Linked DNA regions of Mus musculus: all the other regions are linked to region 2. Evidence: chromatin loops called from intact Hi-C (ENCODE). Cell type or tissue: left cerebral cortex. All regions are shown on one strand.

Region 1 (8,000 bases), 69 kb before region 2:
CCACAGCCTACCTGCTGAGGGGGACCCCTGCACCCACCAGGCAAGGTGTGGGACATGGCTGGGGGGGGCAGCATGGGATGTGTGGGACAAGGGAACTCAAAGGGCCCAATAGGGGATCGCAGGAAGGCCAGGGATGCCAGTCTGTCACTCAGATTAGGGAGCCTTGGGATCCAGAGAGGGCAGTATGGACATGCTCAGTCTGGGTAAGCAGGCAGGCCGAAGCCTCTGGGGACCAGATAGGAAGTAACGGCTGTGTCCCAGGGGAAATAGGGAAATAGTTGAAAAGTCTGGGGTATGGAACATGTTTCTTGCCATTTAGGTTGTGCTGTGATCCTTGGTGTTTCTCCCTATAGGTACTGGTGAGGTTTGTCCAATGGCGGCAGCGGCAGCAGCAGCGGCGGCGGCGGCAGCAGCAGTGGTGGCAGCCCCCCCCACAGCTGTGGGCTCCCTCTCTGGGGCAGAGGGGGTACCAGTGAGCTCTCAGCCACTTCCCTCCCAGCCTTGGTGAGCTCCAAGTTGATGGGGGAGAGGGGAGAGTGGAGGAAAGCTCTTCTTGGTACAGTCTCCTCTTCCCACCAACTCCTCACGACTCTTCATCAACCAAGGAGCCTCCAGACAGAGAGGAGGAAGAAGGAATTCACTAGGTTTTAACAATGTTTCTCCTGCTCCTTTCTTCTCCCTATCAGAGCTGACCCTACAAACACCTGTCCCCTGAGTTGTGTTGAAGTCCCCTGGACAATGAGCAGGGGTGGCAGAGGACAGCAGCAGCCACTGCCCTCACCTTTAACCCCTTGCCTTGCCTCCCAGGGATTTGTGAGCCTTTCCTAGAAGGTCCTGTGCTCTCCTCCTTCTGTCCCCTCCCCTACTGTCTGCTGCCCCTTCCTGGGGAGTTGGTGCTTTCTTTTTTGTTGTTGTTTTTTCCCAGGGGTAGGGAGGAGAGAGGAGGGGAAAGAAGATTCTGTCCCAGAGGAGAGAAAAGGTGGTATTGAGGAGGGGCAGAAGCGGGGAAGGCAGAGGGATACTTGAGTAAGGTTGGGTGGTTAAACCCCAAGCATCCTACTGGAGTGTCTGTCCAGGGAGAAGCCAAGGGGAGCATCAGAAGGAGCCACTGGAGCCAGAGGCAGAACAAGAGAGATGGAATCTTAGGGGGCCAGGGCAAAGGAGGGGAGCCAGGGACAAGAGGTGCTTCCTGGGGGTGGGGGAATGCAGCCACAGTGTCTCCCCCTTCCCTCTTCCACCCCAGCTCCAGCCCTGGTCTTTCTTCCTCTTTCCCATAACAGAAGCTATGGCCCTGGCCATGTCATCGTGTTCCTGTGTCCCTTGCATGTTCCCCACCCTCCCCTCCCTCCTTTTGCGCAGACCCCATTACAATAAATTTTAAATAAAAACTTGTCTCTGAGTTCCTAAGTTATCTTCACCAAGCCCCCTGTTGTGTGTGCTCATGCCTCACCCCTCCCAGGGAGAGGGAGGGGTTCTTTGTTGACCTTGATCTTGGTCCCAACCTTTCCTGCTCTGCAAAGTGGTAGCTTCTCTCTTCTGAGGTACAACCTCTAGCTGCAGTACAACACAAATTTAGGGTAGGGCCAAGAATCCAGAAGTTATGGAGAGCAGATTCCAGGTCTTCAGGGAATACCCAATCTGAACAGGCACAGAATACCCACTGGAGATTAGGGATGCCAAGCTAGTTATTGATGCTGTCCTGTCTACAACCCAGCACCAGGCTGCACATACAGATCCCAGGGTCCATGGTTGACACAGGGTTCAGTAAGCTGCATTCGGGTCCCACTGTGGTGGTCATGGACTGCTTGCCCTGGCCCTTCCTAGCTTGCTGGAATTTCCATTTCTGGGCTTTGCTCAAACCTTTACAAAGACCCTCCCTTAAGCTTCCATCACGCATTGCTGCTGCTGCTTTCCAAGAGTAGGAAGGCTTCAGTTCTGCAGGCTCCCTTCTCTTGAAACCCCACGCAGTTCCCCTGCAGCCACCCCAAACTTAGACCTGTTTGCTTAACCCATCTATGCTGCTCAGGGTGCCTCCACCCAATCCTCACTGGTCCGTCTCTTCGCAGACCTAGGTCTCTGCCAGGATCCCCCGGTGACCGTTGGCGGGAGGGGCCGAGGACTTAGGAAGAAGGGGGTGCCCCACCAGGAGGTGCGCGTGAGAAAGGACAGGGAGGGGGCGAGAAAGGGCAGGGAGGGGGCACGAGTGGTCCCCAGGCCGGTTACCCAGGTAACACGGGGCCTGGCACGAGGTTCTCTTGGGCTATCCGGGAGGGGCAGGAGGCGTGCTAGGGGCGGGGGCGGCGCGGCAGCAGTGGAGCTTAGGGGAGGGGACCAGAGAAGAAGGGCCGAGCAAACCCGGAGGAGAGAGGAGGGGAGACCCGCCACCTCCCTTCATTGCTCACAGACTTGTTCCCTCCCCGGTCTGCGGCTGCTGCAGCAGCAGCGGCGGTGGCGGCGGGACGCAGGAGCAGTCCCGAGGCTGGCAGCGGATGAGACTGGGACCAACTGAGACTGCTGGTAGGTGTGGACGACAGACAGCTGGGTGGCATGAGAATGCAGGTGCCAGGCGAACTAGAGGGTGGTGCTGGGTGCGTCGTACCATCGGGAGAAGATCCCCTCCCCCTCAGCCTCTGCTGAAAGCAACAAGGGAACCCCTAAAAGAAGGGCTAAGAAGGTATGCACAAGATACTGGGTCTTCCCCAAGAATGGGGCTGGAAGGAGGTAGACGGGCATTTGAGCCCAAATGCACAGTAGGAAACCCTGCACTTCTTAGGTGGTGCCCAGAGAGGAGGGAAGGGTACAGAAGGAGCAGACTGTGTGGGGTCCTGGTCAGTCTGCCTGTTGGAGTGCCTGACGCATGCACAGATTTTCATGTTCTGGTGCGCCTTCGAGTTGGAAGCTGAGAGACTGGGTCTTGTTGGGTGTGTTGGATGGATCTAGGAACAGACCCAAGAGCAGTTCTGTTTAGAAAAGGGCTTATCTTCCCATGGCTCTCCAAGCCGACTTTAAAATACTTCTCCACCTTAAAGCAAAGGAAATCCCAACTTTTCCTCCTCTCCCTAGGGACAGTACAGGCTAGCCTTGAAACAGAATCCTAGCCCTCTTGAGCCTGTGGTGATGAGAGACACTCTTCCCTCCTCACCAAGCCTGTCTCCTCCTCTTCCAGGATTTGCTACTGTCACTGTTGTCTCCTCTTCCCCACGGGCCCTCTCCCATCTCGCTTCTCTAAGATGGCAGCCAGCAGCTCTCAGGTCTCTGAGATGAAGGGGGTGGAAGACAGTTCCAAAACCCAGACAGAAGGTCCCAGGCATTCTGAAGAAGGACTAGGTCCTGTCCAGGTTGTAGCAGAGATCCCAGACCAGCCAGAGGCCCTTCAGCCGGGCCCAGGCATCACTGCAGCCCCTGTGGACTCAGGGCCTAAGGCAGAGCTGGCACCAGAAACCACAGAGACCCCAGTTGAAACCCCAGAAACAGTCCAGGCCACAGACCTCAGTTTAAACCCAGAAGAAGGCTCCAAGGCCAGCCCCAGCCCCAGCCCCAGCGAGGCACGCCAAGAGCCAGCATCCAAACCAGATGTGAACAGAGAGACTGCAGCAGAGGAAGGGTCTGAGCCGCAGTCTACAGCCCCTCCTGAGCCAACCTCGGAGCCTGCTTTTCAGATAAACACCCAGTCAGACCCTCAGCCAACTTCCCAGCCTCCTCCTAAACCACCCCTTCAGGCAGAGCCCCCCACCCAAGAGGACCCTACCACAGAGGTCCTGACAGAAAGTACAGGGGAAAAACAAGAAAACGGAGCAGTGGTTCCCCTTCAGGCTGGTGACGGGGAAGAGGGCCCAGCCCCCCAACCTCACTCACCACCCTCAACTAAAACACCCCCAGCCAATGGGGCTCCCCCCCGTGTGCTGCAGAAACTCGTTGAGGAAGACAGAATAGGAAGGGCACACGGTGGGCATCCAGGATCTCCTCGAGGTAGCCTAAGCCGTCATCCCAGCTCCCAGCTGGCAGGGCCTGGGGTGGAAGGGGGCGAAGGCACCCAGAAACCTCGGGACTATATCATCCTTGCCATCCTGTCCTGCTTCTGCCCCATGTGGCCTGTCAACATTGTGGCCTTCGCTTATGCCGTCATGGTGAGCCCCAAGGGACCCTGGCCCAAGTGTACTGTGGCTCTCAGCTTCGTGCCAGTGTCAGCCCAGAGCCCCAGTAATGACACCTTCCCTCACCTCTCTGCATGGATCCCACTTTTCCAATTGCTGGCCCTTTGCTTGTCTCTCCCCAGGACCTAACCTTCCAAGGCACTCCTGCCCGACCCCTTCAAGCGGGAGGGAAACAGATGTGTCATATAATCTTACTGACCTGTACCCTCTTCCTCCTGCGTCCCCAATTCTCCTTCCTTTCTCAACCCCATTGGGCTGACCTTCCTCCTCTGGACTCTCACCTGATCCCTGCTGGGCTGGCTCCTGCTGACCTGGGCCATGATACCTCCAAACCCCTCACCCTCACCCCAGTCCCGGAACAGCCTGCAACAGGGGGACGTGGATGGGGCTCAACGTCTGGGCCGAGTAGCCAAGCTCTTAAGCATCGTGGCGCTGGTTGGGGGGGTCCTCATCATCATCGCCTCCTGCGTCATCAACTTAGGCGGTGAGTGGGGGTCAGGGACAGGAAGGGAGGCGCGGAGGGTTGACCAGGGCAGCTTTACTAACCCCTGACCCTGCTCTCTCCTGTCTGTCCTCCCTATGCCTTTGTCTCTTCCTGTCTCCTTCCCTGTCTGTCTTTCCCTCTCCTCTCCCACAGTGTATAAGTGAGGGGCTCTGCCCTGCATTCCAAGACTTTTCTTCCTGTTGGGAGCTGTCTTGGGTCCATCCCTGTCCTGGGAGAATCCCAGTCCATGGCCCTGGCCCCCATCTCTAGGGACCAAGGGAGCCTGAGCGGCCTTGTTTACAGCTTCTTTCCCCCTGCATCCTGCCAGGCTCCTCTGCCAGCCATAGGCTTCCTTTCTCCCTGCACTTTTGCCTGCAGACCCCCACCCCACTCCTGCCTCTTGACCTCCCTAACCCTGCACTCTGAAAACCTCTCTGCACTTCTGGAAGCCTTCCTGAACATCTAAATTGTACTCTGCACCTCTGCATCTCTCCCAGCCTCCCTGCACTTCTTCCTGCCTCTGGAATCCTCTGAACCTTATCCCTGGCCTCCCAACGTTCATTGTCTTGGTATCTAACCCATCCCGTTCTCCCCTTCCTTAACACCGTTTTTCCCCTTGCCACGTCCCCTGACCCTTTCTCCCTTTTCATCTCCCCCTTAGCGTCTTCACCCTCCTGCCAACACTTAGTCTGCAAAAACTGCAGTACTTAGGTCAGGCTGAGGGAAGAAGGATGGTGTGGGGAGAGGAGCCTAGCTGGGGGCTCTGACTGTTCTCTACTGGGGACCACCCAGGCCCAGACCATACCCTACCCCTACCCCTAAGGTGCCTATTGGGTCCCAAAGCTGGCAAGTGAGTCCTCACCTGGGGGACCTTCTGAGAGTCCTTATTCTGAACATCCAGGGGAGGAAGGGGCATAGCTGCGCCTGAAGAGTCAGCCTGAATTGATCTGCCCGTTTGGGCTTTTTAACCTCAGAGTTTCTTGTTTGAAGGTCTATTTATGTGCTTTGTAAACAGTAGAATTCAAAACAAAACAAACAAACAAAAACAGGACCAAAGTTCCCAGCTGCAGGGAGCAAGGGAAGGGTGGGGGAGCTCTGTAATTATTCTCTAAGAGGATGAGGGAGGTTTGTTGCACGCGACAGCCCTCTGAGGAGGCAGAGAGCCAGCTGCGATGCATTTCAGAGTTGGCGGGGTTTTTTGTTTGTTTCCTTTCTTTTTTAAAAAAAAAAAAAAAAGTTGGGGGAAAACTAAAATTCCTTTTCAAAAAATAAAACTGAGTCTCCCTTTTTGTATGCTGAATGCTGCATGAGTCTTAAACACTAATAAACAGAGAATGCATGAGACTGGCCTCAGTTGGTCCCTGTGTTTGCAGAGTCAAGGTACTGCTTTCTGGCAGGCCCTACTGAACGGAATACGCATGCGCTGCCGCAGTGGCCATCTTTAGTATGGGCCGAGGTTAATGAGTCCTAAGGGCCAAATTGCGCATGCGCAAGTCTTCTCTTTCCTCTTCCAAGTAGCTTTGACTACCGCGGAGCCTCCGCGCGCCATTTCTCTGCGCCTGCGTACTGAGATGCTGCGCAGCCTGGGAGGCGGGTTTTAGCTCCAGGTTTGTACCGCTGCTGAGTAGACGCGAACTAGGTTTGCCCGGTCTAAAAAGATGACTTCCATCCCGGTGATGGAGAAGGCGATGTGAAAGCGAGAAAACAGGCCCTTCCCTTTCCAGCTCCGAGCGTGTTTCCTGCGGGTCCCTGGGAACGGCAGAATTCTGGGTCCGTGGGGTGGGGTCTGTCCTTGCAGGGGTTTGAGCGCCCCCTCCTGGGGACGGTGCTCTGGCCGCAGTCAGCTGTTGGACTGACTGGCGATTTCCTAGACCTAGAAAGGCTCTCCAGCCTTTCGGGTGAGGCGCACTGGTTTGGTACTCTAGAATCTCCTCTATTGCTGGGCTTCTTCTCTAGTACTCTATGTCCCTTGCCCTGGGCCATGGAACCATTGCAGGCAGCACAGCAGCGCCTCTGTCTGAAGAAGGGGAAGTGACTTCCGGCCTCCAAGCTCTGGCGGTGGAGGACACTGGAGGTCCCTCTGTCTCGGCTAGTAAGGCCGAGGAAGAGGGGAAAGGCAGTCAGGAGGAGGCCGGGCGTGAGGGATCCAGGCCTGAGGAGGCACTAGAAGCTCCCAGCGCTGCGAGCGACGAGCGTGCGGAGGGAGAAGCCGAAGACTGGTGCGTGCCCTGCAGCGATGAGGAGGTGGAGCTGCCGGCCAATGGGCAGTCCTGGATGCCCCCACCCTCCGAGATCCAGCGGCTCTATGAACTGCTGGCTACCCAAGGTACTCTGGAGCTTCAAGCAGAGATCCTACCCCGCCGGCCGCCTACCCCAGAGGCCCAGAGTGAAGAGGAGAGATCAGACGAGGAGCCAGAGGCCAAAGAAGAGGAGGAGGAAAAGTGAGGCCATGCTTTACACATTATTCCCGGGACTGCTCTCCTGAGCACGGAGCCTGGAGGGAGGGGAGAGCAGGAAAGGATGAGGCGGCGGGCTGGGGTGTGCCAGCGGGTGTTAGGGAGTGCTTCTCTCAACCTTGGCTTTCTGTCCACCCTGTTTCAGGCCGCACATGCCTACAGAATTTGACTTTGATGATGAGCCAATGACACCAAAGGACTCACTGATTGACAGGAGACGGACACCAGGTACGGATGAGAGGGAAGAACTGAGGGGAGGTAAAGGGCCTCCCCTAGTTACCCCGCCCACAAGTGGGCTGGTCTGAGGCCTTGGCTGGTTTCAGCCATCATCTTGACCAGCAGTGGGACGGAGCATTCATACAGTAGCATTCACACAGTAGCAGCATAGTTCTGGCTTAGGTCAGTGCCATACTTTCCTATCAGGGACCCCGCAGACCTTCCCAGAAGTTCAAAGTTTGTTGAACACATCTCTGAAGTACTATGTTCATGCCCAGAGCTGACCTGACATCCCAGCCTGTGGGCCTTCCTAGAATATGCTTTTAGAATCATTCTGGAGCTCTCTCGCAGCCGGCCAAGCCAACAGCAAGTTGCATTAGCTCCGCTTGTACAGATCCACCATTGTCAACCAGAGGAGTCCTTTTAAGTGAGGTCCCGTCTTTCCTCAGCTTGTACTACTCCCGAGGATTCCATTCCAGAGAGGAAGAGCATGTCCACGGAGAGTCTTAAGTTTTCTGGCCTCTACCCCTGCCCCAGGACCTTTGCACATGATGGTTATGTTCCCCAGCCATTGCATTATGGGTATCTTAGTCTAATACCAGCCATCCTGTGTGTGGCCCAAACCTAAACATTAGCTCCTCTGTGCCCCTGAGGCCTAAGAAGGGAGTATTTAACAAGATCTCTAAGTGT
Region 2 (8,000 bases):
GCTCATCCTGTAGGTCCCTTCTTAGTCACCAGCTCTTTCAAGAAGCCATTCCTCTATTCCTTAGAGAAATACTGGTCTCTCTGATTCTTGCTCCCCTGGCCTGAGTCTCCTCCATCATAGGCCTTACCTGACGGACATCACCATTCCAATTACTATCTGTTTCCACCCAGATCCTCAGCTCCTTAAAGACAGACTTATAGTGGGCTAATTTATTGTTTTTCCCAAGGCAAACACAGAGCCTGGTATGAAGTAGGTACTCAGTAAAAAGTCACTGCGTGGAATAAGTGAATTTGCTACTTGCATTTGCAGACCCAGGAATGGGTGAGCAAATGTGCATGATTGTCTTCTGAGGGTCCCACTCCCCAGAGGGTCCCAAGCAGGAGGAAGATTCTCTCAGAACCCTGAGTCAGAGGGACCCTGAGATGTCTTCTGTACCCTAGGTGGCTCTTGTCCCTCTACTGGCACTTCAGACTCCTCACCCTGATAGTGAATCCTGAAGCCATTGCCCCTTGGGACTCGAGGACTCTGGAAATGCAGGAGCAGCCGGTTTGTTGGGCTCCGCAGCACTTGTCCTTCTCCCAGCATGGAGGAATTGGCCAGGAGTCTGGGGGCCAGGCCTGGAGAACCCCCACCGGCCAACACCAGAAGTTCTTCCTCCTGAGACAGGTTGAGTGTCTGCACCTAGAGAAGCCAGATACACGGAGGCCAGGGGATGTCAGAAGGGGGAGGGGTTACATGACAGCCTAAGCCCCAACCCTCCAGTAAACCACCCAGGTTGCAGAAGTCTTTTGAGATCATCTAATTCAGAAAAAAGGTTCACCAATTCCCAGGCCAGGTTCAGTCACACTCAATAGGCACCACAGAAAAGTACCTGAATCTCAATGCCATAACCAGGGTAGACATGGATGCTGTAGGTGCAATCTAGGAGCTCCACGGAGCGGCTGGCAGTGCTCCCCAAGTCCGGAGACTCCACAAACCCTTCGCCCTCCGAGATGTTGTTATTGCACAGAACTAAAGAGATGTAAGCAGCTGGGACTGAGAGGTCCTGCGTGATGCCCTCCCCGCCGAGCATCTTCAGGGCTCGCCTGTATCCCCACCACCCTTCACCATCGTTATCCTGTGCACCCTTTCTACCTCACCTGAGACTTTCCTTCCCCAACTACAATATGGATGGAAGCCCACAGAACAGCCCTTGGACCTTAACGCTGGCCTGTGTCATTACCCCTCTCTGACCTGTACCTAAATCTCCTTCCACGTGATCCAAGCAGCTTTCCCTCAGCCAGTCCCACACAGGAGCATCTATGCCCTTTCCATCACCTCACCTGGGCTGGTGACAGTGGTGGTGACAGTTGTTGTGGTGATGATGGTGGTGGTGGTTTCCTCCTCTCCTCCCTCAGGCCTGAGGGGTGGGACTGGGGAGGCGGGGCCAGGCGGGGGCGGGGCTGTAGTTCCAGGGGGTGGGGTCAGCAGCTCTGGCGCGGTGGGGCCTGCCCCCCTGACTCCCTTGGGGGTGACAGCTGTCGTCAGAGGCCCTGTCCCTGGCTCAGTGGCACGTGGCAGGGAAGGTGCTGCAAGAGTCTGGCCGGCTGGAGGGGTGGCTAGTGTGGGGTCTGGGTCAGATCCTGAGATAGTTTAAGGGTAGTCAGCACACAGGAGCAGCAAATTGGCCCATGGGGGTGGGGAACAGCTTAGAATAAACACCCCAAAGCCTCCCCACAGGGTACAGGCTCCATTTCCCCTACCCACACAGGCTCCCCACATTCTCTCAAGATTTTGTAGCTAAAACTCCCTTTTTCTTTTTCACCACCGTCTTAACGGCCCCCTTGAGCCTCTCCCCACCCCCAGTTCTGGCTCTCACTCCTGCCTTCTCTCTCTCTCTCTCTCTCTCTCTCTCTCTCTCTCTCTCTCTCTCTCTCCTCTCTGTTTAGCTCTCTCTGGAGCTTTTTTATGCTTAGCATTCTTATTGCTCTCTGGTTTTATGATCCTAGTTTTATGATCTGGTTTTATATCTCTCTCTGTCTCGCCATTTTTGTGACTCTGGTTGTCTGAATTCACATTTTTCTCTCTGTATACATGACCTCTTGACTGTTCCTCATTTTGTCCCTGTCTCTGGTTCTGTCGAGGGCCAGCTTTGACTCTTTCTCAGCTTCCTAGGGGGTCTCTCCCACAGAACTCTCTCTAACCCGCCTTCCCTCTAGCCAGGCACTCCAGCTCTCAGCGACATAGCCTCTCTCTCTACTCCTATGCCACACTGTGGGCCTCACCCGGCAAGAAGCCGATCTCTGGGCCCTTCCGCAGCAAAGCCCCATGGAGCAGCTCAGCCAGGTCCTCAGAGGCCACTGTGGGAGTCTCACTTCCAGGCTCTGGCATCATCTCATCCTCCTTCAGGGGCAGACCTAGGAGGTGAAGTCCTGTGAACCTCTCCATTCCTCTACATCCTGTCCTTATCTGGAGAGATGCTCCCCAGAGCACATCTTATCGGACACTCAGGGAGTCCCAGGCTGGGTTGAGAGCCAAGATCAGAGGAGTGGCTCCAATCTGCCCTCTCCCTCACTGAGTTCCAGCTCCTGGTCTCTGGGCCTTCAGTGAGAACCTTAATTAGTACTAACCCTGGACAGCTCTAGCAGGGTGTGCTTTGGGACTGCTTTCTATTCCTCCCCAGTGAAATACTCCCCTGATCCCTAAACTCTGAGGAGAGTCTGACAGCATCTCCCAGACTGCTTCCGCAGTGCCAGCTTTCTCTCAGGGTTTTTGCCTCTGCAGACTCTCTCTCTCTCTCTCTCTCTCTCTCTCTCTCTCTCTCTCTCTCTCTCTCTCTCTGCAGTCTTTGCAGCCTCTGTGCCTTCTCTAGACTCTGGTTGGGGATCAGAGTAGAGTCAGGGATTGAATATCCCTGATTGTGTTCATCTGCCTTTGTCCATATGTCCAAGAACATTTGTGTGTACAGCGCCTGGCATCTCTCCCAGTACCTCCATCTCCCACCCAGGTACCCTGCCTGCTTCTACCGCCTCCGCAGAAATCCACCCAACTTCCCTCAGCTCTTCTTCCCGAATTTTAACCCCTAAGATACAACTAAATGCTCTTCTTATTCATTTCTCTATCTCCTTAAAATTAGGAGTTCAAGGGCTCCGTGTAACAGTCAAAGAGCCTTGGCTTGCCCCTTCCCAGTCAACTGTGCCCCTCCCCTCCCCCACAAGCTCGGAAGACTCAATATCTTCAGAGAAAGAAGGTAGAAGACCCGCGAGAACCTTCCCAGGGCCCACCCCCACATGTCCTTACCCTCAATCCAGGCACAGCTCAGCAGAATTAGGAGCAGCAGCTGGGAAGGCGGCGGGTGCTGGGCCTTGGGAGTCCCCATGGCGACTCACACTAATTTCTCTCCTCTGTGGCTCTTCTGAATAATCTCGCTGTCACTTTCCCTCTGCGTCCTTTTATCTTTTCCTTTAATTTTGCTTTCCTGCTAAGGGTCGGCAAAGGAAGGCAAATTTTCTTCCTTTGGGATGGAGAAGCAGAATTGGCCTAGAGGTTGCTTGGAGTCCGCCCCCTTTTGCTCAATCTTTATCCTTTGCTCTGCGATCTATGGCAAAGGGGGGCGCGGCTCCCGCTGCGGGGGGTGGGGCCGAGAGGGCCGAAGGTTATCCCCTTGTTCGGGAGCTTGGGCCCATCGGGATGGATAGATAGATAGCCGGGGAAAGTGGGAGGGGAAAGGCAGCTTCCGAGGGTCCAGGGTGGGCTTGAGGATCCAGAGGGCCCTTATGAGGTTCAACCGGGGCTTATCTCGGAGAGGAAGAGGGAAAGGGTTGCGGAACCAGGGAAGCTGAAGCTCGGCCACTGGAGCTGCGGGAGGGAGAAGCTGAGAAAGGTGTCAAGCCCACGTCAGATCCTGGGGACGGGTGAAAGGAGGGGCCTGGGATTTATTCTCTGACGAGGGAGGAGGAGGAAGTGCAGATGGAGGAAGGAGGGATGCCGAGCCAGGACTGCACTTCCCGAGGCCCCTAGGGGAGAGGAAGGAAACTCTGGTCCCAGTAGTAATTAGGTTCCCTCCCGGCGCCATTCCAGAACATCTGGTATCTGCACCTGGTCTTCCTAAGGTGTCAAGAGTAGGCACAGCTTGGTTCACGTCTTCCTGGCCTGTCCAGTATGTCCTCTGTCCACACCCGGACCTCCCCGCGGGCCTTCACTATGCCCTTTATGGAAGCTCAGGTGGGATGGGCTCGCCCCTCCCGCAGGAAAATGGGGAGTATCCAGGTTTGTAAGGAGCCTGATGGGTATGTGTTGAGACTCCCTTCTCTAGCAGGCGACCTGACAGAGACCTGCAGCCTAGCGGCTACCACCCGTGATCTACTGGCTCTGCCACTGAGCAAGCGAGTGCCCTTTCAGCACCTGGGCGCGAGGACAGCTCCCGGCCCCGCCTGCACGGGCGGCCTTGAAGCCACTGATTGGCTGAAGCCGCTTTCGCGAACCCGCGTCTTGCTCTGTGCTGGCTCTGGCGTAGCCAAGCCAGGGGAAAGGGGAGTCACAGGCCGACCTCTCCAGGGACCCGCAGGCCCACGGCCGGACTCGCAGTTCCAGAGCACCGGCCTCACGAGCGGGTCAGGGCTCTCGCCCCGCCCCCGAGTCTGCCCTGCCCTTCTTTTCGCATTGCGGGGCGGCTAGAGGTTGGCACTGTGTCCCTGTACCCCACGTGGCGCTCGGTCAGGGCTGGGGGAGGGGGTCTGGAGCGGCAAATCCAGAGAGAAGTCTCCCCCCACCCCCCTTGCAGGGCTGGGCTGCGGCTGCCTCTGGGAGGGGTCCTGGGTAGCTAAACAGAGAGGGTTGCGGGAAGGAGTGACGTCAGGGTGAGTGGGCGCCCAAGAAGGGGTGTGTAGGAGGTCGGGAATCGGAGAGGACAGACCCGACCCTTTCGAGGGAGAAGACAGGTCAAGGAGAGAGGAAAGAGAAAGAGCCGCTATAGAGTGGGGCTGCGGGCCAGGTGGAGTAGGAACCGCTGTTGTCAGGGGAAGCTAGAAGAAAAAGAAGGGGTCGATAAGGAAAGGGGGGCTGGAGTGGAGGGAGGAGAAACCAGCTGAGACTGGGAGACTGAGGGTGGAGAGAGGAAAGGAAGAGGAGACTGCGGGAAGGGGAAAGGAGAGAGGAACCACAGAAGGAAGAGAGAACAAGAGTGATCTCCGAGTGGAGACAAATAGAAAAGGAAGGGGAGAAAGAAAGAGGGAAGTGAGGGGAAGGTTTGTTGGGGGGCCTGTAGGAGGAGTGAACAGGAGTGGGGATGTGGAAGGGAGGGAATCAGGAAGCAGTCATCGAGGGGTCAGGTGGAGAACTGGGGGTACCAGGGAGCTGGGGTCTGCAAGATGCAGCTTGCCACTTAGCCAGGGCCTCTTTGCCTATCATGTTTCCATGGCCACTGCCTCTAGGCTCCTCAGCCCTTACTATGCTCCTCGGAGCCCTCACTTCTCTGTTCCTTTGGTATTGCTACCGACTGGGTTCCCAAGACATGCAGGCCCTGGGGACCGGGAGCCGAGCTGGGGGTGTTAGTGGTATGCCTGATGTATGTTCTCAGACTGGCCCAAGGGGCCTTGGGGATTCTGGAGAAGGACCCAGGGCAGAAGGTCTAGTGAGCAGGCGGCTTCGGGCCTATGCCAGGCGTTACTCCTGGGCTGGGATGGGTAGGGTGAGGCGGGCAGCTCAGGGAGGCTCTGGCCTCACAGGAGGGGCAGGGGTCATGGGCATTCAGCGCCCTGGCTTACTTTTTCTACCAGACCTGCCTTCGTCCCCCTTTGTACCACGTGATGCCCAGAGGCATGACGTGGAGCTCCTACAGAGCAGCTTTCCCGCCATTTTGCGGGACTTCGGGGCTGTGAGCTGGGACTTCTCAGGAACTACTCCTCTGCCTCGGGGCTGGTCCCCACCCCTGGCCCCTGGGTGCTACCAGCTCCTGCTGTACCAAGCAGGCCGATGCCAACCCAGCAACTGCCGGCGGTGCCCAGGAGCCTATCGGGCACTGAGGGGGCTACGGAGCTTCATGAGTGCCAATACCTTCGGCAATGCTGGCTTTTCCGTTCTACTGCCTGGGGCCCGGCTTGAGGGCCGCTGTGGACCCACCAATGCTCGGGTTAGATGCCATCTGGGTGAGTATAGCCTGTCTACAAACCTTCCATCTTTCCTACTTTACTACCTCTTTCTGCACTTTGGTTCTTTTCTCAGAATCTTCCCCAACCAGATCTGAGTTCTGTTTTTATGCATCTATCCAGTCAGTGGTGGCTTACACAGTGTCCCACGCTGACTCTTTGTCTCCAACCACCAGCCACCCTCCCCCCTTTTAACTTAAAAGAAATTCTCACTGAAATGTAAGTGGTCAGTGTTACTTGCCCTGAAGAGGAAATACCCAGAAAATGAATTTTAAATTGTAAAAAGAGACTGCTTGGAGCAGGGCATGGTCTTGCATGCCTGTAATCTCAGCACCTGGGAGACTGAGGCGAGGATCACAAGTCTGAGGCAAGCCTGGGTCTTATTTCTCTTTTATTTAGTCTAGGGAGTATAGTGAGATAATCTACATCTCACTATGTAGTACTGGCCTGGAATCTAAATACAGGCCAGTTGGCCTCAAACTCACTAAGATCTGCCTCCCACTACCTCCTGAGTTCTGGGATCAAAGGTGTGAGCAGTAGGTAGCCTACTTTATTTAGGCTTCTTCGCTGATAAGTAGCAATGTTAGTGGGGTGTTCAATAGCACCAACCTGGCATTTTCTGTTTTCAGACACACCAGAAGAGGGCGTCGGATCTCACTACAGATAATTGTGAGCCACCGTGTGGTTGCTGGGAATTGAACTCAGGACCTCTGGAAAAGCAAGCAGTGCTCTTAGCCGCTGAGCCATCTCCCTAGCCCCCTGAGATTTTCTAATGTTCTAAAGATTGAAAGAAAATTGGGAAAGTAAATATTATGACTTCAGCTTAGCATAAATCTCTGTGTACTGCCAGCTGGGTGGATCTTATGATTTGGGGCATACTACTTTTCCTACCAGACCTGCCTTCACCCCTCTGTGCCATGTGACACCCAGAGGCATGACGTGGAGTTCCTACAGAACAGTTTCCCTGCCAGTTTACAGGACTTGGGGCTTCTCAGGGACCACCCCTCTGCCTCAGGGCTCATCCCAACCCCTGGTCCCTGGGTGAGGGCTTTTTGGCTGCTCCCTGGAGATACCATGCACATGTTGGACTTTTAACCTTCATAAGGTTGGGAACACTACCCAGTCTTAAGGACGACTTTCCGGAATGTCTTACTTACGTCAGAGTCGGCTGTTTTCTCAGCACACTCGACTAAGGTCCTGGGGTCAGACTGGATCCATTAGTTTTGCCTCATGGGAGAGGTGCCCAGTACACAGTAGATTCTGGAACTGAATTGACAGAAAGTCCAGGAGGAGATGGTTTAGGGGAGATTTCTTCCAAATGACAGATATGCTTCCCAAAGCAGGACTTCCACAGAATCTGGCCTGTGAGGCCCATTGAGTGGGCAGGCCCCCTGAACACAGGCAGGAATGGTGGATTCCATTCCCATTCTCTCTTCACAGGCCTGAAGATCCCTCCTGGTTGTGAGTTGGTTGTTGGTGGTGAGCCCCAGTGCTGGGCTGAAGGGCACTGCCTCCTGGTGGACGACTCCTTCCTGCACACAGTGGCTCATAATGGTAATAGGACTCACATTCTGGTGGGTCAGGGGACCAAAGACCTGGAGGGATTCCAGCCAATCTGCTCTCAGCAGCACTGTTTTGGGACTGCACAGCCTTGGGCGAGCCACAGCTCCTCCAATCACCTGTGGGGCATCTGCCTTCTTTACCGGGTGACTGTGCATATGGGCTAGGCCCATAAGCTAGACTATCTGCACCCCTATCCTCTTGCTGTGAAACCTTAGGCATTTATTTAATCATATCATGCCTGTCAGCTGGTATAAAATGTACCCGTTTTGGGCACACAGAGCTACCACTGTAAATGCCAGGTATGGTGAAACT
Region 3 (8,000 bases), 67 kb after region 2:
AACCGTTTTCTCTGCTAACTAGATCTTTGGAGGGAAAGAGCTTGGCAAATGTAGTAGATGAGGTCCTCATAGTACTAATACTACTAATTTACAACATCTCTCTTAGTGAATAAAAGCAATCCAGAACAGCTCTTCATCTTCTCTCTCTCTCTCTCTCTCTCTCTCTCTCTCTCTCTCTCACACACACACACACACACACACACACACACACACACACACACACACACGTTTGAGAGCTGCATGCTTTTCGTCCTGCTCCTAAGCCCTCCCCAGGTTCTGCTGGCCTCTGTGTGCTAGGACATCTCTGTGGGAGAAGCTGAAACAGCCTAGACTGTGGAATGAATCCAGCCCAGAGGAACTGGAAGCTCAGAGAACACTGCTAATTTTCCTTTGGGCCAGGCCTCACCACCCATCTTTTTACAATAGGAAACAGTGGAGCCTATTCACTCGGAAGTGGGAAAAGGCATCTAGCTTTTTGGCTGCTGGTTGATCCTAGAGTTCCAAGGCTACCCCAGTGGGATTGAGTGCCAGAACCTATCCCTAGATGTCGCTTCCTCTGATTTTTGAATCCTTGCAGAAATTCATCCAGGGGTTTTCTTACCTGTCCTGTTTTCTTCCTTTTCTCCAGGTACAGGTCAAGTTCTTGGGGCCCACTTCTGAGTTTAGAAGACCTATTACAAAAAGTGAAGAACTAGACTGTGGGAAAATAAATGGCTTTTGACTACTATTGTGTAAGGTACTTACTGGGGATTGGATTAAAGTAAATACTGGGGACTTTTCCTTGTTGACGTAAAAGAATTTTTTTGTTTTGTTTTTCGAGACAGTTTCTCTATGTATCCCTGGCTGTTCTGGAACTTACTTTGCAGACCAAGCTGGCCTAGAACTCAGAGATCCTCCTGCCTTTGCCTCCTAAGTGCTGGGATGAAAGGCACATGCCACCACTCCATGGGGGCTTTTCTTTCTTATTGGGTGTGCTCATGCCATGGCCCGTGCATGGGGGTCCCAGAGCAGTTGTGCTCTCTTCCTCAACCCTTGCATGGGTTCAGGGGATAGAACACAGGTTACCAGCCTTTTCTCAGCAAGCACATACTTAGTCATTTTGCTCCTGTCCAATTTTGTGGCACTGTGGGTTGAATGTAGAGCCTCGCCTACACTAGGCAGGCAAGCACTCTACCACTGAACAGGCTCCCCAGCCTTGTTTTGTCACGTCTCACTATAGAGCCCTAGCTGGCTTCAAATTCAGAGATCTGCCTGCCTCTACCTCTCAAGTTGCTGGGATGAAAAGCCTGGGCCCCCTGGCCTGGAACTCAAAATCTTTGGATGTCACCCTCTCTAGTTTCCTGATGATTAGCGTCTTGTTACCCTTGTTGACCTTAGTTTGAAATACAAGTTGGCATAGGTCACTTAAAACTGTGGCCGTGTTGGTGGATTTGCTTTGGAAAATATTTGTGGTTTTTTGTTCTTTGTTTGTTTGTGTGTCTGTTTGTTTTTTGTTTTTGATACTGGAACTCCATTAGGTTACATACCCTGCAGAACTGGTATCCTCCTGCCTCAGCCTCAGCTTGCTGAGTGCTGGAATTGTAAGCATTAATCTAGCACTATATACTCTTTAGACACACTGTGAACACAACTGTGCTACTTTGTCATTTGTTTTCTTCCATGAACTTAAATTGATGTTCTGTGTATGAAATGCTTAATGCGTTTTGGCAAGTTATACAATCCTACTGGACCTCAATTTTCCAGTAGGGATTTGACCCATTGGGTTTTCCGAACTTTGGCACATCGTTCTCGCACTTGGGAGCTCAGGTTTAGTTTAGATACTTGTGAACATAATAATGGTCCGGTTTCCCGCCTTTCCGGCGCCCAGCTGCCAGCAGCCTTGCTTTACTCCTTTCAGCCTTTACCCTGCACGCAGGCGCAGACCACAGCTTTCCTTCCTAGAGCACCCCCTCAGAGCTTCCCCTAGCAACAGGCTCAGTCGCAGCGCGAAAGCGTGGCGGGCGCATGCGCCACAGCTCTCTCCACCAGCAGTCCTTGGACCGCGCGCTTGGGCTCCACCCCAAGCAAGCCAAGCCTTTCTCCTCTCCTCTTCCCACCAAGGATCCGCGTGGCGGGGCGCGCGCGCACTTGGGCTCGAAGGCAGCTTGTCGTCTGGGCCGCGGCGGCTACTGGCGAGGGGCGGGGCTATTTCCTTTGGGGCCCCACCCCTTTGGCCCGGCGTGCATACCGCGCCTGCGCGCTCCCGCCCGGTCTCCATCTTGGAATTGGGAGGAAGAGAGAGAGGGAGAGAGAGGGAGGCCGGGACGAGAGCAGGGCTGTGGTGCGGTGAGAAGCTGAGACGAAAAGGAAAGGGAGTGAGGCACAGGGACCATCAGCAGCGCCTCCGCTACAGTCCTTCAGCTGTTCCGGAGAGAGAGGACGGGAAAGGGAGTAGGCCAGGGCTGGAGTAGGGGCTGTCACTCTCGGACCCCAGCCTTAGAGGGGCCGTGCAGCCGGGCGTCCTCGGGGTGGGCCCCTTGTCGTGGCCGAAGACCTGGGGCTCAGGCCCCTGGGTCCCAAATTTTGGGGCTTGGTCCCTTGTTTCTCAGATACCCAGGTATCAAACCCTCGTATATCAGATATCTGGGACCCAAAGTCCCAACCTTTACAAACCTGGGTCTCTGTTTTATAGAATTTAAAATACCTGGGATTCAGGACCCTGTGTGCACCAATATCCGGGGTTCATCCTCCAAGCGATCAGATATCGGACTCATTTTTAGCCCTTGCAAATATACGGGGCTCAGACCCCACAATCGGAAATCCGGGATTCAGCAACTGTCGCCCTCGAGTTGGGGGAGGACTGGACCGCGAGGTCAGATCAGGTTGTCACCCCCTCCCCTCCAGGGGAGGCTTCCCGGGCCCGCCCCTCAGGAAGGGCGAAAGCTGAGGAAGAGGTGGCGAGGGGGAAGGTCTCCTTGCCCCTCTCCCTGCTTGTCAGAGCAACTGGAGTACCCCAGGCGGAAGCGGAGGCGCTGGGGCACCATAGTGACCCCTACCAGGTGAGAGACATGGGTGTATGGGCATGAGCCCCTCTGGTCAGCTCCATGCCGAGAAGCTGGGGCTGGGTAGGCCCTCTCCTCAGGATAGGGATTCCTGTTGGGCCCATGGTCAGTCTCTGGCCAGCCCAGTCTGCTTCTGTTGCTACCTCTTCTCCCTTTCTCTTGCCTTCATTGTGTCTGGTTGAAGGGGTACTCTCAGGTGACAGGGCCTGTCTTGTCACCAAGGGTCACGCCCTAGGATGCTTAGCCAATCAAATGGCTTTCCACCTTTCTAGTCTTTATTAATTTTGCCCTCACAACCACCTCTTCATGATTTTATTATACTCTTTTTTTTTTTTTTTCCCCAAGACTGCTCTAGGGTGTTGATTCCCATGTAGGTGGACTGGCTTATTTATTTATTTAGATTGAGACAGCCTTTCTGTAGCCCTGGGTGGTCGATCTGGCCCTGGAGTCCAGTCTTTAACCTCTTTACAGTTTTGACTACAGGTGCAAGCCACCACACTGGGAACTTATATTTTTTTCTGGCTTGGTTTAGTTGGAGTTTTTGTCCTTGCAAAGGTGTGTGTGTGTGTGTGTGTGTGTGTGAGGGGGTAATATTTCCTCCAGCCCTGTCTCTTGCTGAGATGGTGTAAATAATCTCATATATTTGTCAAGTGACCTATCCTTTACAGAGCGCTTTTGCATACATTTTTTTCCATACTACATACTCCTACTCAACCTGTGGGAACTCTTATTATTGTCTTCCCATTTTACAGTTGAAAACATTGATGCTCAGCAAAGTTGTTCAAGGTCACTGAGTGACAGATTCAGGATTTTAACTCAAGTCTTGTCCCTGACTGGATACCCACTTCTTCTGAGCCTGGGCTTGATGAGGGACCCGCGGGGGAATGTATCAGGGTGAGGTTTAGAAATTGGGGGTGTAATGATCTTCCTCTCCAGAAGGAGCTTTTCCTGAGAGGAAGCTCTGCTTTGTGCTCTTCCTCATGGGTGTTTTTCTAACGTGACCTTCATTTTTACTCTGATCCCACACTTTGGCCCGTGTTCCAGAGATAGTTCTCTCTTCTAAAAAGTGATGGCTTTAGCCTTTTCTTAGCTGTTGAGTTAGAATGAGCCCCTCTCTGTGCCCCCTCGCTCCCAGGAGTAAAGCCTCTGGCAACTCTGGAATCAGAGAAGGAAAAGCCATTTGTTTGGTGTCTACAAAGTGCTCTGAGTATGAGTGAGATCTCCTGTAGCGGGATTTTGTAATCTCCTACCAAAGGACTGGTAAGCCACTTACCTGAAGCGCTTGCTGTAGGTTGCAGATGGGAGCACTGGTCAGTCAGTTTACCTGAAGCTCTTGCTGTAGGTTGCAGATGGGAGCACTGGTCAGTCAGTTTACCTGAAGCGCTTGCTGTAGGTTGCAGATGGGCGCACTGGTCAGTCAGTTTACCTGAAGCGCTTGCTGTAGGTTGCAGATGGGAGCACTGGTCAGTCAGTTTACCTGAAGCGCTTGCTGTAGGTTGCAGATGGGCGCACTGGTCAGTCAGTTTAGGGATTCTTTTGCAACGTGGGCTTTCGAAGGTGATTATGATTTAGCCCAGGCCACGGTGATTGCCCAAATGTTATTGTAAGGAAGGGGACCTGTACGATGTTTTTACAGTGGCTGCCACTCTTCATGGGGCCTGAGGTTCTGGGTTGGCAGTCTTAGGCTTGTTTCTGGTTAAGAAGTCATGAGGGTTCCCTTGGCAAGTTGTGATGCCCTGCCTTTTGTGTGGGTGTGTGGTGAGGGGTGGTTGCCACTATGCTCCAAGAGAAGAGGGCCTGCCTTGAGCAGACTAAGCAGCTGAGAGCAGCCAGTCCGTCAGTTGTGAGCCTTTCCCACCCTAAGGGCCTACAAAGAGTCTAGCTCCTTTTCCACCCGCCAGCTTCCAGTTGAGCTAAGGAGACAAAATTAACAGCATGGACAGGAAACAATGTGCCACAGAATATAATTATATGCTGAAATTGTTAGGTACTTTTAAGTAGCTAGAACTCTGCCTCAGGAGTCCAACTCTGCTGAGGGCTTTGTGTCCAAAATTCCCATTAGTCCTTTAAAAAGCCTATCCTAGAGTGTGCGTTCTGGTCCTGGTACCCTGTGGCAACTTTGCTTTGGAGTTTGTTTTTGAGTTTGCTTTGGAACGCCCACCCCTCAAGGGCTGGAATGATCTGGGAGGTTCTCCTAAAACAGGGAGGCTGGGCTTAGTTGCCTCCTAACAGAATTCTGTCCTGAACCTGAAAGGGAAAGGTCCTGTTCTGTGACCTTGGGAAAGGCCTTTTTCTTCTCTCTACCTCAGTAACTCTGGAAAATGGTGATCTTGATCAGACCTTGCTAGTTTCATATAATTGTTCTGGATGCCTGGTGGTAGCAAATCATTTGCCTTTTCAGAACCTGTTTTCGTGTCTGTAAGGGATGCATGTGACCATAGTGTTTATCCATGAGGTTGTGGAGCCCGCTGAGAGGTGATGCTTGCCGAGATGCTTAACACCCATGCTCAGAGAATGTTATTTGTGACCCACAACATCCTATTCCCATGTATGCTGCTTATGCAGTTGGACTGGACAAGAGAGGCAGCCCAGAACACAGCGGTCCCCAATGTCAGGTGCCAGTCCCTACTGTTCCTAGTCTGGATGTTCTCCCTGCCACAGGGTCCCTACGTTTTTTGAAAATGAGTCTCCTTGGTCCCTTCAGGCCAGTACCAACTTGTAACAATGGCCGGATTTCCACCACATCCGGCCTGTTTCCTGTTCTCATCCAGTGTTTGAGAGCTTGAAGGAGGAGGTAGCCTCAGCACCAAGGGGTACAGGAAGGTCCCTGGAAATCACTGGACTATGAGAACTTGTGGGGCAGGACATGTTGGGATTTGAAGCTCTGGCTGAGACACAAATCTTTATGCTTGAGGGAAATGGCAGTGTATAGGGAGCTGAGAAATTAGTGAGGGCTGATTAGGGGATGCTTGGCTTCCCAGAATTGTCTTTGTGGCAATTTTAGGGATTCCAGAGACCACCAGCCATCCCCACTACCATCACCCCCATCTGGTTGCCAGGGCAACTTTTTTTTTTTTTAGCTTTGATGTTGTTATTAACAGCCCCCCTACCTACCTTTCCTCAGCAGTACCTCCCCCTCATCAGTAAATGAGGGGAGGAGGAGGTAGAAACCTGAGGGAGGACCTCTCTCTCCCTCTGGGCCCTATCTTAGCTCTAAGGGTCCTATGTCCTTTTTCCAGGCAAGATCCCAATCTCAGGGCCCCCTGGGGCCATCATGCCAGCTGGGGGCCGGGCCGGGAGCCTGAAGGACCCTGATGTGGCTGAGCTCTTCTTCAAGGATGACCCTGAGAAGCTCTTCTCTGACCTCCGGGAGATCGGCCATGGCAGCTTTGGAGCAGTGTACTTTGTGAGTTGGGTCTTGAAAAGGGTAAAGCAGGGCTCAGTCTCTTTCAACCTGTGGGTCTCCAGGCCTCTGCACCACTCCACCAAAATAATCCTTCCCACCCTCTTCTAATAGCTCAGCGGGTCCTCTTTCACCCCATGCCCAAGGTGGTCTTTTCCATCCTCCAATCTGGTCCTCTAGGCCCGGGATGTCCGGAACAGTGAGGTGGTGGCCATCAAGAAGATGTCCTATAGTGGGAAGCAATCAAATGAGGTGAGTCAGGTTGATTAACATCAGGTTGTGGAGGGCAGAGGGCCCTAGTCTCAACGTGCAGCCTGGGTAACCCCTTCTTCTCTTGACCTTCTAGAAATGGCAGGATATCATCAAGGAAGTGCGGTTCTTACAGAAGCTACGGCATCCTAATACCATTCAGTACCGGGGCTGTTACCTGAGGGAGCACACAGCTTGGGTGAGCTGTCCCACAACTGCAGTAACAGTTTTACTCAGGTCAATCTTTTCCTGGTCCAGCGTTTTAAACAGGCAGTCTCTTTCTGACTATGTTAGTCCTCAGAAAAACCAATAAGCCAGGCATGGTGGCACACACCTCTAATCCTAACACTGAGGAGGCAGACACAGGTGGATCTCTGTGAGTTCAAGACCAGTCTGGACTACCTAGTGAGTTTTGTGCCAACCTGGGCCAAAACTACACAGTGAGATCCTATATTAAAAAAGAAAAACAAACAAATGAACATCTGTGTAGAGGTGCAGAAGAGGCTGACACCAAGTTGCATAGACAGTATGCTCTTTAGAAGGTGGTGATTAAGGGGGATCAAAAGGGGCCCAGATGGGAGCAGTGGTAGGTGTCTTGGAATCTTTGGGGGTGAGGTGGGGCAGGGGCTTGAATCCAGAGATGCTCCCAGCACCTCTTGTTTTCTCTGGCTTCCCTTCTCTATCACCCTTTTGGCATTGCCTCAGTAGAAGATGAACAATAAAGTTCTGTTTTGAGTTTTGCTCAAGGGAGCTGGGTGGCCAGAATCTGATGATCTCTAACACTTGACCCTTCCTTAGCTGGTGATGGAGTATTGCCTGGGCTCAGCTTCTGATCTTCTAGAAGGTAGGTAAATCTGAACATGGGCATAAGGAAGATAAACAAGAAAGCCATAGGAGAAAGTAGCTTATTCCATCTTATTCCCCCTGTGGTCCCTCAGTTTGTTATTTGGTTTCCTTCTACAGTGCACAAGAAACCCCTGCAGGAGGTAGAGATTGCAGCTGTGACCCATGGGGCTCTTCAGGGCCTGGCATATCTACACTCACACAACATGATCCATAGGTATGATGATACCAACTGTGGCTGAGAATAGGATACTCTGTGTACCAGTCCTCGTTTTTGCTGAGCTCTGATTGTCTTGGGTACTGCCAACCCCACCCCACCCCCACCCCCATCTTTTCTGAGATGCATTTCTCATCTCTGCACTTTCTTCTGTCAGAGATGTGAAGGCTGGAAACATCTTGCTGTCAGAACCAGGCTTGGTAAAACTGGGGGACTTTGGCTCTGCGTCAATCATGGCACCTGCCAA

Evidence for each region. Hi-C counts contacts between places; a loop is a spot of excess contacts. Peaks named below come from ENCODE experiments on the same cell type or tissue, not always from the same donor. Only the 100,000 strongest peaks of a DNase experiment are listed, where the experiment ranks them.
Region 1: it touches region 2 in a loop (3-fold over the local background); 6 of 42 quality-filtered maps call a loop at or near these places.
Region 3: it touches region 2 in a loop (2.0-fold over the local background); 5 of 42 quality-filtered maps call a loop at or near these places.

Annotation. Positions count from the first base shown.
Region 1 is chr7:127,015,522-127,023,521 of GRCm38, reverse strand. Pagr1a (PAXIP1 associated glutamate rich protein 1A) reads left to right here and starts at 6,170. Exons shown (of 3, transcript NM_030240.1): 1 at 6,170-7,079; 2 at 7,240-7,322. The coding sequence starts at 6,601. Prrt2 (proline-rich transmembrane protein 2) reads left to right here and starts at 2,311. Exons shown (of 4, transcript NM_001102563.1): 1 at 2,311-2,517; 2 at 3,167-4,127; 3 at 4,506-4,638; 4 at 4,792-5,980. The coding sequence starts at 3,231. The coding sequence ends at 4,802. Maz (MYC-associated zinc finger protein (purine-binding transcription factor)) reads left to right here. Exons shown (of 5, transcript NM_010772.1): 5 at 354-1,388. The coding sequence ends at 508. In left cerebral cortex, a CTCF peak has its summit at 6,467 (motif pointing left); DNase peaks (open chromatin) are centred at 6,151, 6,407, 6,841, 7,309 and 6 more places; H3K4me3 peaks cover 6,587 bases; H3K27ac peaks cover 7,814 bases.
Region 2 is chr7:126,946,396-126,954,395 of GRCm38, reverse strand. Asphd1 (aspartate beta-hydroxylase domain containing 1) reads left to right here and starts at 5,237. Exons shown (of 3, transcript NM_001347657.2): 1 at 5,237-6,125; 2 at 7,566-7,679. The coding sequence starts at 5,267. It overlaps Sez6l2 (seizure related 6 homolog like 2), which reads right to left and starts at 3,861. Exons shown (of 18, transcript NM_144926.5): 1 at 3,280-3,861; 2 at 2,265-2,396; 3 at 1,323-1,622; 4 at 872-1,011; 5 at 480-681. The coding sequence starts at 3,358. It also overlaps a transcript of Kctd13 not described here. In left cerebral cortex, CTCF peaks have their summits at 6,747 (motif pointing right) and 7,641 (motif pointing left); DNase peaks (open chromatin) are centred at 4,359, 4,781, 5,495, 7,655 and 7 more places; H3K4me3 peaks cover 5,264 bases; H3K27ac peaks cover 5,312 bases.
Region 3 is chr7:126,878,944-126,886,943 of GRCm38, reverse strand. Taok2 (TAO kinase 2) reads left to right here and starts at 1,977. Exons shown (of 16, transcript NM_001163775.2): 1 at 1,977-3,038; 2 at 6,281-6,447; 3 at 6,625-6,696; 4 at 6,791-6,892; 5 at 7,492-7,537; 6 at 7,657-7,753; 7 at 7,911-8,000. The coding sequence starts at 6,316. Tmem219 (transmembrane protein 219) reads left to right here. Exons shown (of 6, transcript NM_026827.1): 6 at 629-725. In left cerebral cortex, CTCF peaks have their summits at 2,050 and 3,933; DNase peaks (open chromatin) are centred at 2,093, 2,839 and 4,846; H3K4me3 peaks cover 4,103 bases; H3K27ac peaks cover 3,070 bases.